Regions from separate parts of the Homo sapiens genome. Here region 2 is linked to region 1. The links are chromatin contacts, found by Hi-C or POLR2A ChIA-PET in ENCODE. All regions are on one chromosome and are shown on one strand. The core of a region is the stretch at or near the end of the contact, and the rest is flanking DNA. Distances in the headings are between cores, read along the strand shown. Region 1 overlaps LINC00624 (long intergenic non-protein coding RNA 624). Region 2 overlaps LOC105371230 (a long non-coding RNA gene).

Region 1 (7,074 bases), core at 3,132-5,631:
AAGTGTTTAAAAAAAAAAAAATGTGTAGCAATATTCCCCTGCTGCCACCTGGTGCTTTATTTACACTAAGTTACACTCTGAATTCTAGGTAAGGCAGCTTAAAATCATTTACCACACTCAACTATAAAATGAAATCCCAGCCCCTCAATACACACGCAAGCACATACAAATACATACTGATCACACATACATACACTCCTTCATTCCTTCCATCTCTGCTAGCCCAGAGCAGACATTTCTTCATGTTTTGAAGAAATGCTACTATGATAGCCAGAATTGAATCTTGAGAACTATGTTCAGTTAAGACTAGAGAATAGGACTAAGATAGTGTAATTGAAAAAACTTTCTGCTAGGCCGGGTGCGGTGGCTCACACCTATAATCCCAGCACTTTGGGAGGTCAAAGCAGGTGGATCACCTGAGGTCAGGAGTTCGACACCAGCCTGGCCAACATGGTGAAACCCCATCTCTACTAAAAATACAAAAATTAGCTGAGCATGGTGGCATGCACCTGTAATCCTAACTACCCGGGAGGCTGAGGCACAAGACTCCCTTGAACCCGGGATGTGGAGGTTGCAGTGAGCCAAGATCGCACCACTGCACTACAGCCTTGGAGACAGAGTGAGACCCTCTCATAAAACAAACAAACAAACAAACAAACAAAATATAACTTTCTTCTTTCTTCTGGATGACAAAATTGTGTGCTATACTGACGAGCCTGTGTAAAGAGTTAATGAAGCAGGCCGGGATCATCAGCTGTCAGTTAATTCATCATGAAATATTTTTGAAGACCCATAATTCAAAGCTCTGGAGAATCAGTGGTGAGCAAGAAGAATACCTTCTATGCTCAAAAGGAAGTTATATTCTAGTGTGGAGAGTGCTGTTAAGCTCCTAAACAAATTTTTAAAAATCAGGCAGGAGTAAGGGATAAAAAATACATAAAATATGGGGCTATGACTCAGGCGCTGCTTCCGTTAGTGGGGGCAGGGATGGCCCCTCAGAGGAGGTCACATTTGGGACTCGAGGCAATATTGATCATGAGGAAGACAGCTGTGTTAAAATCTAAAGGAAGAGCATTTCAGGCAAAAAAATGACAGCACAGGCCCCACGAAGAGAAAGACTTTGGTATCTTCAGGGAAGGCGGGAAGGCCGGGGTGGCCAGAGCAATGTGAGATGAAGGAGGGGTGGGTGGAGAAAGACTGGCTGGTGAGCGTGGGAGGGTTGGAGCAGGAGTGCCAATAGATTAGGGATTTGATTTGGTTCTGTAAGCAAAGGCAAAACCACTAGAGGGATTTAAGTAAGGGGGCAACACAATCTGTGCTGCTCTTCTGAATAATCACTCTGAAGGATGAATTCCAGGGGGAAGAGTAGAAGTCCAAGACCTGTTAAGAGGCTATGGCTGGCTGGGCGTGGTGGCTCACGCCTGTAATCCTAACACTTTGGGAGGCCGAGGCAGGCGGTTCACAAGGTCAGGAGTTCTAGACCAGCCTGGAAAACATGGTGAAACCCCGTCTCTACTAAAAATACAAAAATTAGCTGGGCGTGGTGGCACACACCTGTAATCCCAGCTACTCAGGAGGCTGAGGCAGGAGAATCACTTGAACCCGGGAGGCAGAAGTTGCAGTGAGCCAAGATCGCACCACTGTACTCCAGCCTAGGTGACAGAATGAGACTAGGTCTCAAAAAAAAAAAAAAAAAAAAAAAAGAGGCTATGGCTGTCATGTCATCCAGGTGGAAAGAGAGTAAGGTGTTACAGTAGCAGACAGTAGAGATGGAAGAAATTGTCAGCTTTGAGATATATTTTATAGGTAGAGCGAAGGGGTTTTTGGAAGACCTAGACATGGGGATATAACTGAAAGAAGAAAAGTAAATAGGGCTCCTAGAGCAACTAGGTAGATAGTGGTACCATTCACTAAGGTGGGAAAGGCCAGGGTTGGGGAATAGACCTAGGAGGAATGGGGAATAAATAGCTCTATTTGGCCATGTTAAGTTTGAAATAGCTGTTAGATTTCCAAATGGAGCAGACAGGTAGATACTAAGTCTGGATCTCAGGGAAGAGGCCCAGGTCATATGTGTAAGAATTGTCAGCATGTAGGTGGCTCCTAAGGCCATGCTTGTTCACCTTACTCTACCTTAAGCTCTAGATAATATCTTTTCCTAACCCCTCTGTCCCAGCTTCACTGAAAGGCATGTTCCCATCAGCAAAAATCTCAAAGACTGAATGGAATGGTAAAACTCTGCCATTCTAAAGAATCAGCTCCATGCACATGCATAAGACAGAGTTGCAAGGCCTCTTCCACCAAACCCCTCATTTACCCATGATAAGTTTGGGGTGCAGAGAGGTGAGAGACCCAGTGGTGTCAATGCCTAGCATTACCAGGGCTTAAACCCGATGTGCTGGTCCACAACACAGCATCCCTTCAGCAATCCTGTTGCCGCCAAGATGGCCTGATTATATTAGGGCTGTGGGATATGAACAAAGTCAGGTACATGCACATACCATGACTAAATTTAAAATTACAATTTTAATCTATGGGGAGGGTTCATTCTTTATCATTCAAAGGTGAGTGAGAGTCCTAGGCATGGTATAGAACAAACAGAAAGCAAAGTTTTAAAAATAATAATCCCTCTGAGGACCAATGAGGCTCACGTCTATCTCCAGGGCTCCTCTGAGCCCTGCTTGTCTTTAATTCATGGTCAGTGAATGTGAACAGGCATTGAGGCCCCAGGTGCCCTGGCAGTCTGCATCAACGCTTTGTGAATAACTGCCCTGGAAAGGTTAGGTACCACTTGGTTCCTGCAAAGCACCACTAGAGGGCTGCAGACACTAGCAGTGGCTGGTACAGACAGCCACTGAAACCGAATTTGAGAACCGCGCCATCGCCTAGTGGTCCAACCCTCCCTGTAGGTTGAGGAAATTAGAGCCTCAGAAATATTAAGTGGCTCTCCCAAGGCCTCCCGGCTGGTTAGTGACAAAGTCACAATTCCACCACAGTTCCTCTGATGCAAAATTCAGTGTGATATAATGGAAAGTATATGGGTTTTAGAGCCAAGAATCCCATTTTGCTGTGTCTTATCTTGGGTGCTCAGTGAAACTTCCTAACTTCTCTGAACTTCAGCATCTTGATCTGTTTTATGGGTGATGAGTGCTTCTGCCGTGCCATGTGTTCTGTTGGTACACTGTCATAGTTGAGGGGCCCGGCACTTAGTGAACACTCAGCCAATGCTGTGGCCTTCACCTCTTTCTGCTGAGGCCAGGTTCTTCTCTAAGATGGCTCAACCTCAAGAAGCAACTTTCAGGAATGAACTCAAATGATGCAGTCTGGTTACAATACTTTGCTGCATGTTGGAGTACACATAAAGAGAACTATATTGCTTTAAAAGACACAACAAATAAATACAACCATAGGAGGTACATATAGCTTTAGTTGAACAAGGAGGCATGGAAAGGAAAGGGGCTTCCTTGCTCTGTCCTAAGGTTTAGATTCCCAGCATGTCCTTTCATGCACCCCCATTCAGTGGATATTTGTTGAGTGCCCATTGAAGGAGGGACCTGGGCATTTGGGGAGGACACACACGAATCCTACCCTCAGCAAGAAACAACAATTTCATGCCAGGCTTTTCCCTGTAACTTTATTTATCTTACCTCTTGGATTCTCACGATAGTCACGCCAGTGATTATTAGTCCTTAAGGATTCATCAACAGTCCCTCATGATTTTAGAGATGAGAAAATTGAGTCTCCGAAAAGTTAAATAACTTGTCCAAGGTCTTTCAGAAAATACGGAGAAGCTCTGGAGTTTAAGCCCAGCTCTGCCTGAGCTTTCACAGCACTGCCTGTGCCCTATTCCTGGAGGTGTAAGGATTGAGGACGTGGGAAGTGCTGCAACAGGAAGGCTGCTGGGAATTCTGAGCAGCGGCCCCTAACTGAGGGGATCCAAGATGGCTTCAGGGGAAGCTCACACTGGCCTGGGGAGGTGGGAAGAAGAAATTCCTGCCACAACTGTATATGGTAAATCAGATGCATCAAAACATGGTGTGTTTGGTGGATGAAGGAGAACACACACACACACACACACACACACACACACAGAGTTAGGGCTGGTTGAATTCCATAAAAGAATTCTTCCTGAAAGGAAGTACAGTCAAAAGCTGAAGTAAAAAATCTAAAGTTAGATTTGTAACACCAGTATACCTCACTACCAGCTTGCCCAGAAAATTAATTTCATGTTCCACTGTTCTATTAAAAAACTCTGACTGAAATGTCTTCACAAGGTAAACAATAGGAAAGGGTCCAGGAACTTCCTAAAGCATTTAACACAGCCAAAGGCTGACCTGACCTAATTGGTGGGAAGTAGGAGGGAGGCCAGGGAATCCCAGCTCCCTTCCGCCTACCCAAGGCCTGGCACACTGCCACTTAGAAATACTAACTAGCCCAGTGGCCACGTTCAGCAACTGCAGGGCCGCCCCATCTGGCCCCTTGAGGTGCTGCCCACCAGCATGTTTGTCATTGTGAGCATCTTCTGAACATGAATGTCCAGATGCTCTTCCAAAGCAGTTCTAGAAATAGCCAGGCGCCTGAATAAAGCCTGACACAGGAAACATCTTTCCATCCAGGACAAAGCACACTCCTCCAGGGAAAGGAGAGAGGAAGTCATAATTAGAATCATTCATTCATCCAACAGAACTGAGCCTCCAGCAAAGAGCCAAATGTAATTTTTGACTCTGACTGCACATTGGAATCACCTGGGAACTTTTAAAAATACCAATGCCGCAGCTCCACCCTAAAACAATTAAGTAAGAATATCTGGGAGTGCAGCCCAGGCCTTTGTATTTTTTAAAAGCTCTCTGGATGATTCTTATGTAGTTGAGAACTACTGCATTAAATATTATATACAACAAAAAACAGAGTCACTGACCAGGCCTCAAGGAGCTCACAGTTTCACAGAGCCCTACAGTTTGCAATATGTTTATTCCTGCCAGTGACCTTGGTTGATAGTCACAACCAGTCTGGGAGGTTGTTGTTATTGCCTGTTTTGCAGATGAGGCAGCTAAGCCTCAGAGAGAGTATACAGCTGCCCAATATTACACAGCAGGTAGGCAGCAAGTGAGCACAAGAACCAGGTTTTCTAATTCCATGACTCCTGCTCTCACATCACAGACCAACATGTAGAGGAATCGGACCGAGGAGAGGCTCAAAGCACTTCATAACTGCAGCATGGCAAGAGTCAAGAGCCAAAGGAATAAATCGAGGAGAGTCTTAGGTGGACCTACCTGCCCTAACTAATGTCCACCAACCAGCTGATGTCCATTAGTGTTCCTAAAACTGTGCCTGCGTTGATCAACTACTTATTTAACTCTTCTCATTAAGAATTTTCTAGGCAACAGAACCTTGTGGATAGAATTTTAAGCAGACACTTAAAAGATCACCTTGCCAGGCTCCACAATTGGCCTTCGGATATGCTAACAACCCCTAAGAAGAATACAATTTATTGCATAAATTCTGATACTGTGAACAGTAAGTACTTAGTACAGTGTCTCAACTGATTTGTTGGCCATTAATTAATGGTCAGTAGGTGTTAGAGGGAGAGCCCATGTTAGTAAAAAGGAAAAGGGAAACAGGTGCAGCATGTGGCTAAGCAGTGGGCCAGAACGCAGAGGCTTTGAAATCTAATTCCCTTCTGGGTGGCTGTTTAGCCTTATGTAAACCCTTGCCTCTTTAGGTTACATATACAGTTTTGCCTAACCCGAAGTGGGCTGTACATTCCCATGGCCTCAGAGATATTTAGTCTAGTTTCCCAAGTGCTGGTCCTTTGGGAAGCAGGAATTACTCTTCTCAAACAGATTTTCTACCCCTGCCCTTTCCCCTTCAGCAACTGTGATCTGGCTCTTCTCTGTCTCTCTTCTAACCCCTTTTCTTCCTCACTCCTGGTGTTTGTCAAAGGGCAGTTTCCCTGTTCACCACTTGGAAATCACCAATAAAATGCAACCCTTCCATTTTGCAGATGAAGAGACTGACATCCAAAGAGAGACCCTGGCCAAAGCCACCTAGACAGTGACAGAGCTAGGACCAGCCCAGCCTCCTGGTCCCACCCCAGTACTCTGTCAGGACAGAAACAACCAGGACCATAAAGCATTTGTGAGTGTAGGTTCCATTCCCAATGCTAACTAGAGCAACTCACAGTTACTAGACTCAGCTTAGTGGCCTTTGGATATGGGTCCAACTGTGGGAAAAATCACGATGAAAGGAAATGTAGTCTGATAACCCCTTGCCTCTTTCAGGTCAAGATGAAAGTACTTAGATGGGTTAGTAATGTATGTTACTAACACCTCAGTATATGCAAAATCCATATCTGTTTTTTAAAAGAGGATCCACCGGGAGAAGAACCCAAAGAAGTAAGTCTCTAATAACAGCATTTATGGTCTGTGATATCTGGATTCAGTTGACCTTCTTGGTTCCTTCCATAACAGTAGTAAGGATAGTAATAATAATACCCTACCTACCATTTACTGAGTGCCCAATATATTCCAGTGGCTCTGAAACAGGCTTCATGTATCATTTAATGCTCATGTGAAGCAGGTCTTATTTTCTCCTTATACAGTTGAGGAAAGTGAAACTCAGAGTGGGTAATAACATGCCCACGTTTCCACAGTTTGTAAGCACCTGAGCCAGGGTCAAGTCTGGGTCTTTATACCACATACATAAACCCCTCCTCAGAGGACCTCAGTCCTAAACAAACATCGAGAAATTTTGGACATGGCAAAGGCCACACATAGATACAAGGATGCATAAGAGAGAGAAATATCAGTCCTCAAAGGCTGAGCATTCTGCAGTTGGCTTTGAACTGGTTGCCCACCCATCCCCTGGACCATTCATCTTCCCCTCAGTCATGGACCCTGGAGGCTGTGAGGGAAGCAAGCAGCTTGAGCACTGTCTGGTCCAACACTGGAGGGAAGCCTGATGGCTGTGACATTCATCAACTGGTTAATTTCAGAAAGGCATCCATTTGCACCAGCTGCTTAAAAAGCTCCTGGCCCTCAGGAGACACTCAACCAATCACAAAGCAAAGGCAGGGAG
Region 2 (7,300 bases), core at 1,784-4,283, 220 kb after region 1:
ATGCTTTCCCCCGGATATGGGCATGCCTAGCTCCCAGACCGCTATTAAATCTCTGCTCATGTCACCTTTTAAGTGAGGACCACTCTGATCATCCAATTTAAAATTTCACCCCCCACCTCACCTCGTTGTCACTCCTGGTCCCTTTTGTATTCATTAACTATTGCTGTATAACATATTACCCTCAAACTTAATAGCTTAAATAACAACAGACATTTATTATCTTGCACAGTTTCTGTGGGTTAGGAATTAGGGAGTGCTTTAGCTGAATGGTTCTGGCTCAGGATCTCCTATCAGGTTATAGTCACATGTCAGCCAGGATAGAGGATTGGCTTCCAAGATGGCTTATTCACATGGCTGTTGGCAGAAGGCCTCAGTTCTCCCCACACAGACCTCTCCCAAGAATGCTTGAGTGTGCCTCATGACATGGCAGCTGGCTTTCCCCAGAACAAACAATCTAAGACAGCTAGGCAGAAGCTGCAATATCTTTTATAATCTAGCCTTGGAAGTCATACACCATTACTTCTGCCAGATCCTATTGTTCTCACAGGCCAGCTCCATTAAATGTGGGAAGAAATACAAGGTGTGTTTCCAGGAGGTGAGGAACTGGGGGCCATCTTGGAGGTTGGCTACTACATCTTTGCTTGATTTTCTCCGTAGTACTTATCACCTTCTAATACATTATACAAGTTACTTATTTAAGATTGTAAACCAAAAATATCTGAGACAGGTCTCAATAAATTTAGAAAGTTTTCTTTGCCATGGTTAAGGATGTGTGCCTGGGAGGCAGCTCTGTGCCTTTCTCTGAAGATGACCTTGAGGGCTTCCATATTTAAAGGGGAAAGGGCAGCTATTGGGGAAAGAGGAAGAAAATTCTTAAAGGTGTGGATAAATAAGAGACAAACAGTTGTGTACTTTTGATTTTTGAGCAGCCTTTCACCGAATACAAAATTTACACATGATGAGGGTGGGGGTAGAAAAAGAGTCTAGCTCAGTAAATCTGCATTTTTACATCAGAGGAAGCAATCAGATATGCATTTGTCTCAGGTGAGCAGAGCGATGACTTAGAGTTCTGTCCTTCGTCCTACCTGTGAGGATAAGCTATCAATTTACATTGTCAGGGTAAAACTCAACAGAACCCTTTTAGGGTAAAGATCTTGAGGCTCACAAGGAATTTCGTAGTGGTCAAATCATGAAGGAGGTATGTGGCTTTTTTATCTTTGTAACTATCTTATTTAGGAATAAAATGGGAGGCAGGTTTGCCTGATGCAGTTCCCAGCTTGACTTTTCCCTTTGGCTTAGTGATCTTGGGATCCTGAGATTTATTTTTCCTTCACAAGATGTTTATTTTTAGTCTCCTTGTTCCTGGAAAGGGGTCCCAATCCAGACCCCAAGAGAGGGTTCTTGGATCTCACTCAAGAAAGAATTCGAGGCAAATCCATAGAGTAAGATGAAAGCAAGTTTATTAAGAAAGTAAAGAAATGAAGAATGGCTACTCCATAGGCAGAACAGCCCCAAGGGCTGCTGGTTGCCCATTTTTATGGTTATTTCTTGATTATATGCTAAACAAGGGATGGATTATTCATGAGTTTTCTGGGAAAGGGTTGGGCAATTCCGGTAGCTGAGGGTTCCTCCTCTTTTTAGACCATATAGGGTAACTTCTTGGTGTTGCCATGGCATCTGTAAACTGTCATGGCGCTGGTGGGAGTGTAGCAGTGGACTATCAGAAGTCACTCTTGTCACCCTTTTGATTTTGGTGGGTTTGGGCCGGCTTCTTTAATGCAGCCTGTTTTATCAGCAAGGTCTTTATGACCTGTATCTTGTGCCGACCTCCTGTCTCATCCTGTGACTTAGAATGTCTTAACCTCCTGGGAATGCATCCTAGTAGATCTCAGCCCTATTTTATCCAGGGCCTATTCAAGATGGAATTGCTCTGGTTTAAACACCTCTGACATCATCATGCTAGGTGGTTAAGCTCCTCGAGGGCAGTGATTTTGTCTATTTTATTGACTGTTCTATGTTTAGTGTCCAGCACAGTATTTGGCACATAGCAAGACTCAAATATTTGTTAAATAAATAATTGAATATAAAGCTCTGCAAAATTCTGTCTACCTTCCCTGATTATTAATCTGGAGCAGCTTCTATCTCTTAAATTGCAAAGAGCTGCAGCTCCAGTCAACTATTTTCACTGCTCTGAGCATTCAGTGACCCATATTTGTTTTCTGACTCAATATATATAGTGCATTTGCTGGAGTGAAGAACTTCCTGATTGAAATCTGATCTTGTAAGGTACCTGGATGTGCTCTGGTGAACAGTAGGCTGAGGCAGACATCCGGGCTAGAGTGACTCATAGAGTTTAGGGTGCAGGCGCTTACTCCACCTGTTATATAACCTGTTTGTGTAAGCTCATACCTGGCTTGGAGCCACTGTTGTTTGAAAAGGTATAATTGTCCTGCTGATGCTGTACACAGGGGACATGGCTTGGCTCAGCTCTTGGGCATGGCTCAACATGGCTCAGCACACTGGCACCCAGAGAAAGAGAGAGAGAGCCAAAGATGTCTGTCTTGCAGGCAGGCAGGTGGGAGCCAGGAACCAGCTTTTGCCCAGAGAAAGAGTTAAGCTGCTGACCCTGAAAGCAAGGGAGAGTCAGCCGTGCAGCTCTGCATGGAAGTGGCCGGCTCAAGCAGCTGAAACAGAGCATACAGTGTAAGAGAGCTGCTGATGAGAGAGCTACTGAATAAAGCCATATTTCACCTACACATGGCCGCCCGAAGTGTTCTTTCAGCTATCCACCCACTCCCCTCAGACCTAAGCATGGGCTGGACCCTGACCCTGGATCTAACAATTGGTGACATTGGCAGGATGAGGTGTGGTACCCAGTGGCAGTGGTGCTGCTTGGATGGGCCCTAGTGGAAATGTGAGAGGCAATGGACAGGGCCCCCATGAGTATGGGGAAGGCCCTGAAGTACCTGGAGGTGCACAACACCAAGGAGGAACATGCCTTTGCCAGCAGAGTCAGATGGGCGTTTGTGACTGTGCTGCAGGAAGTGCACGCCCAATCCCTGTGAGACACAGTGCAGGGAGGAGGAAGAACTTCTGTTGCAGGCTTGCCCAGTGATCCGTCTGAAAATAGAGCATGGACAGCTGTTGGGCCCCAAGGGTGAGCCCAGGGACCCTCCCCAGTTGTGATGGAACACATTTCCTATAGTCCCGGTGCCCCTACTGAGTTGTGGGAGTTAAGCAAGTAATGTCGGCAGTCATGTACAGACTTAGTGCAAGTCATTCAGGAGAAGGACGTTGCTGTGCAACCCAGTCCCACCCAAGTGCTCCGGTTCAAAAAATACCTGCTGCAGTCAGGCAAAAGTGTAAAGCCTTTTCTGTTTGATAAGAGAACTGACCAAAGTGCCAGGATGGGTACATTCATGGGTAACAACCCCCCGGACTGGGAAAGTGGTTAGCAACTGCATATGCTGCCCTTCGGGCTCATAAGAGTGTGGCAGGATGGGCTACAGTCATCGTCTGGATGACTTACCCAATAGTGGGATGGGTGCATTCATGGGTAACTACCCCTGCCAGACAGGAATGGCACAGACATCCACTTTAGTGAAGTGGGGTGTCTACTTGGAACAGTGGAGTACTCTGAGTACAAGTCCCTTAGCAGTAGAGGTTTTAGGGCCTGTAGTCCTAATGCAAGATGAGGCCATGGGGCCTGAGGCACCCCTAGACCCTGAGCCATCACTGTTTAAGGAAGGGTGCCCTCCCATTCCTGATAGGGCATGGTACATAGCTAGGTCTAGCCAGGGTGCTACTGCTGTCTGGACTGCTGGTGCAGTCCAGCCTAGTTCTGACACCACATGGTTTGAAATCAGGTGTAGACAGAGTAGCTAATGAGCTGAACTCAGGGCAATGTAAATGGTAATCACCAAGGAGGTGACACCTAAGGTAGTCTGCACCAATAGCTGGGCAGTTTATCAGGGCCTATGTATGTAATGGGCCTGTGTGCCCAGAAGCCTATGTTTATGTATCAGGCCTGTGTGTCAGGCCTGTGTTCCCAGGCTTATGTATCAAGTCTATGTGTGTATATTGGGCTTGCATGCCCAAAGCCTATGTGCCAGGCTTATGTGTCAAGCATATGTGTATGTATCGGGCCTGTGGGCCGAAAGCTTATGTGTCAGACGTGTGAATCAGGGGCTTATGTGCCAAACCCGTGTATTGGACCTATGTGTCTAAAATCTATGTCTCCCTCAGCTTAGGGGGTGGAGTGTAAAGTACATGGATGTGCTTTGGTCAACAATAGACTGAGGTGGACATCTGGACCAGAATGACTCAGCAAGTTTAGGGTGCAGGCGCATACTCCACTTTTTATACAACCTGTTTGTGTAAGTTCGTACTTGCCTTGGAGCCACTATTGTTTGAAAAGGTATAACTGCCCTGCTGATGCTGTGCATGGGGAACATGGATCCGCTCAGCTTCTGGACATAGCTCGACATACCTCAGCAAACTGGTGCCCAGAGAGAGAGAGAGAGCCAAAGCTGTCTGTCTTGCAAGCAGGCAGGGGACAGCCAGGAACCAGCTTGTGCCCAGAGGAAAAAAGAGTTAAGCTACTGACCCTGGAGGCAAAGAAGAGCCGGCTACACAGCTGTGCATGGGAGTGGCTGGCTCAAGCAGCTGAAACAAAGCAAACAATGTAAGAGAGCTGCTGATGAGAGAGCTACTGAATAAAGCTGTATTTCACCTACCTATGGCCCCCACAAGTGTTCTTCCAGCTATCCACCCAGTCCCCTTGCATGGGCTGGACCCTGACCCTGGACCTAACAGATCTAAAAACAAATTTCCCTCATTGGAACCACCACCACCAACACACACATAAAGTTAGAGTCATTTTTTGTTTGTGTTTTTTTGGATCATTTTATGCCCACTGCAGATACTCCAGTATATACAAAAATAATAGTGTCAGAGGCGTTTGAGCCAGAGCAACTCCATTTTGAATAGGGGCTGGGTAAAATAAGGCTGAGACCTACTGGGCTGCAGTCCCAGGAGGTTAAGGCATTCTTAGTTACACAATGAGATAGGAGGTTGGCACAAGATGTAGGTCACAAAGACCTTGCTGATAAAACAGTTTGCGGTAAAGAAGCCGGCCAAAATCCACCAAAACCAAGATGGTGATGAGCGTGACCTCTGGTCGTCCTCATTGCTCATTATATGCTAATTATAATGCATCAGCATGCTAAAAGACACTCCCACCAGCCCCGTGAGGGTTTACAAATACTGTGGCAATGTCAGGAAGTTACCCTCTATGGTCTAAAAAGGGGAGGAACCCTCAGTTCTGGGAATTGCCCACCCCTTTTCTAGAAAACTCACGAAAAATTTACTTTTTGTTTAGCATATAATCAAGAAGTAACAATAAGTATAAGCAGCTGAGTGGCCCATGCTTCTGCTCTGCCTATGGAGTATACATTTTTTATTCCTTTACTTTCTTAATAAACTTGCTATCACTTTACTCTATGGACTTGCCCTGAATTCTTTCTTGTGTGAGATCCAAGAACCCTCTCTTGGGGTCTGGATCGGGACCCATTTCTGGTAACAACAGGGTCTCACCCACAGTGTCTTCTGGCCCTGCCAGGCCCTCCAGCTAAGCAGGGAATTATACTAAGCAAGAGGAGCAAGTCAGCGAAGGAGCTCTGGGGCTAGGGCGGCTGTAAGGGCTCTAGGGGCACATGGCGGCTCTATGCTGTGGCCTAAGAGAGGCATTTTTAACATCTGGGTGGTGACCCTGCTGCCATCAGAGTTCAGGAATTGCTGAGAGGAGAAGCAGCACCTGTTCTCTGGGTCTCTGCAGTGGCAGCAGCTGAGATGGTAATAGGTGTGCTGATGCCTGAGGAAGTGGAATCCCAGCTGAGGGAGTGGTCAAGCGCTGGCAGCAGCTGCGAAGGGCAGGGGCCCAGCTGGTTAAGGAGAGAGCCCTGGCTTCTCCGCCTTCACAGTAATCCCTTCACCTGTGCTCTTGGGCCCATCCTGACTTTTCCTCACAGTCTCTTGCTTCAACCACTTCCCCTACTCATTTCAGGCTTCCTCCTATTCCATGGTCTTTCTCCCCTCAGCCTGCAAATATGCTTTGCTCTCCCCTTTTCTAAAAACCTCTTCTGTCTCCTGGGACCACTTCTCTTAGGTCTTAGCCATCCCTCAAAAAAACAAACACACAAAACCATACTCTTCTACCATTTAGTCCTGTTTCCAACCAACAGCTATAGTTGCATTTGTCTTTCCTTAGCAAACATGTTAAATGAGCTATCCATATACCTGGCCTTCCTCAGCAACTTACCCATTTATGAATTTATGCAATAGGCAATGTATTGAGGACCTACTATGAATAATAGACTGGGAATAGAGGATAGATTACGGTTTCTTCCCTCAGAGGAGTTCTCTGCCTAATAGAGGACATAAATGGGTTAAAAAATTTACAGTATAATGTGATAAGTACAACAAAGAAGGGAAGTACAGTGTTCAGAGGTATAATAACACAAAAGAGAGAGTCATCGACTAGAGAGAAGACAGGCAGAGATCGAAGATGGTTTCCTGAGGGATGTGGAGTCTGAACTAGATTTCGAAGGACAACAGGAAAATGTAGGGGAAAACACAGTTTCTTGGAAGCTGAATAAGAGATATCAGTCAACTTCATCTACTGCCACAGAGAGATGACATAAAATGAGGAAAACACACAGATAAATTAGCAGCATGGAGGTCATTATGGGACTTTGCCGATAAATCAAAATAGAGAGGATTGCAGTGGGATGAGAAGCAAACAAGGTGTGAGAAGGTAGAGGTTTTGGCAGAAGCCTAGCTGAGATGGGAGAGCATTGTAAGGCAGCAGCTAGAGAGAAGTGCAGGGTGGGAGGAGAACTGCCAAGGTTGAGAGAGAGACATACCAGTTGCCAGCTCCTTAGGGATGTCACAAGGAATCAGTGAGTTAATACACGTGGAGTGCTTACACAATGCCCAGCACACACTCCATAGGTGGTGTGGCCAGAATGCAAATTCTCATGCCTGGGTGCTAATCCCATGCTTATTTCATTGCATCAGGAAGGCCTGGGGGGAAATTTCCACATTCAGAGAGTTCTTGGGTAATGGGGAGAGATGAGAGAGATTGGGTAGTGCCATTTGAGGCCAGTCAGAGGTCTTATGGCTCATTCAGGAGACACAAGGCTCTGAGCTTCCTATGTTCTGACAGGGTCAAAGTTTCCCTCACCAATTCTCCCCACATGGCTTCTTAGCCAGACTTCTTCAAAGAGGCTGATCGCAAACC

Evidence for each region. Hi-C counts contacts between places; a loop is a spot of excess contacts on that map. ChIA-PET counts read pairs that join two places held with the same protein, here RNA polymerase II (POLR2A). Pooled maps may share reads with other maps.
Region 2: a loop to region 1 is called in a map of mammary epithelial cell, with 3 times the contacts of the local background. The contact joins two enhancer-like sites. A Hi-C loop is called at or near these places in 33 of 168 maps with a recorded cell type or tissue (A673, B cell, CD14-positive monocyte and 22 more), 20 of 37 single-sample maps with no recorded cell type and 33 of 50 pooled maps. POLR2A ChIA-PET finds 5 or more read pairs at or near these places in 2 of 52 experiments (WTC11 and activated T-cell).

Annotation. Positions count from the first base shown.
Region 1 is chr1:147,492,355-147,499,428 of GRCh38, forward strand. The region is part of intron 3 of LINC00624 (long intergenic non-protein coding RNA 624); the gene reads right to left. Among named protein-coding and RNA genes, the nearest start is that of LINC00624, 22 kb to the right of the region's middle. RefSeq lists a silencer at 2,709-2,898. Within about 2 kb of position 4,382, at least 4 of the 41 ENCODE cell types and tissues checked have a DNase peak (open chromatin) inside an H3K27ac peak, as active enhancers do.
Region 2 is chr1:147,714,863-147,722,162 of GRCh38, forward strand. All of the region lies in intron 2 of LOC105371230 (a long non-coding RNA gene), which reads right to left. All of the region lies in intron 1 of LOC102723321 (a long non-coding RNA gene), which reads left to right. Among named protein-coding and RNA genes, the nearest start is that of GJA5, 42 kb to the right of the region's middle. Within about 2 kb of position 3,034, at least 3 of the 41 ENCODE cell types and tissues checked have a DNase peak (open chromatin) inside an H3K27ac peak, as active enhancers do.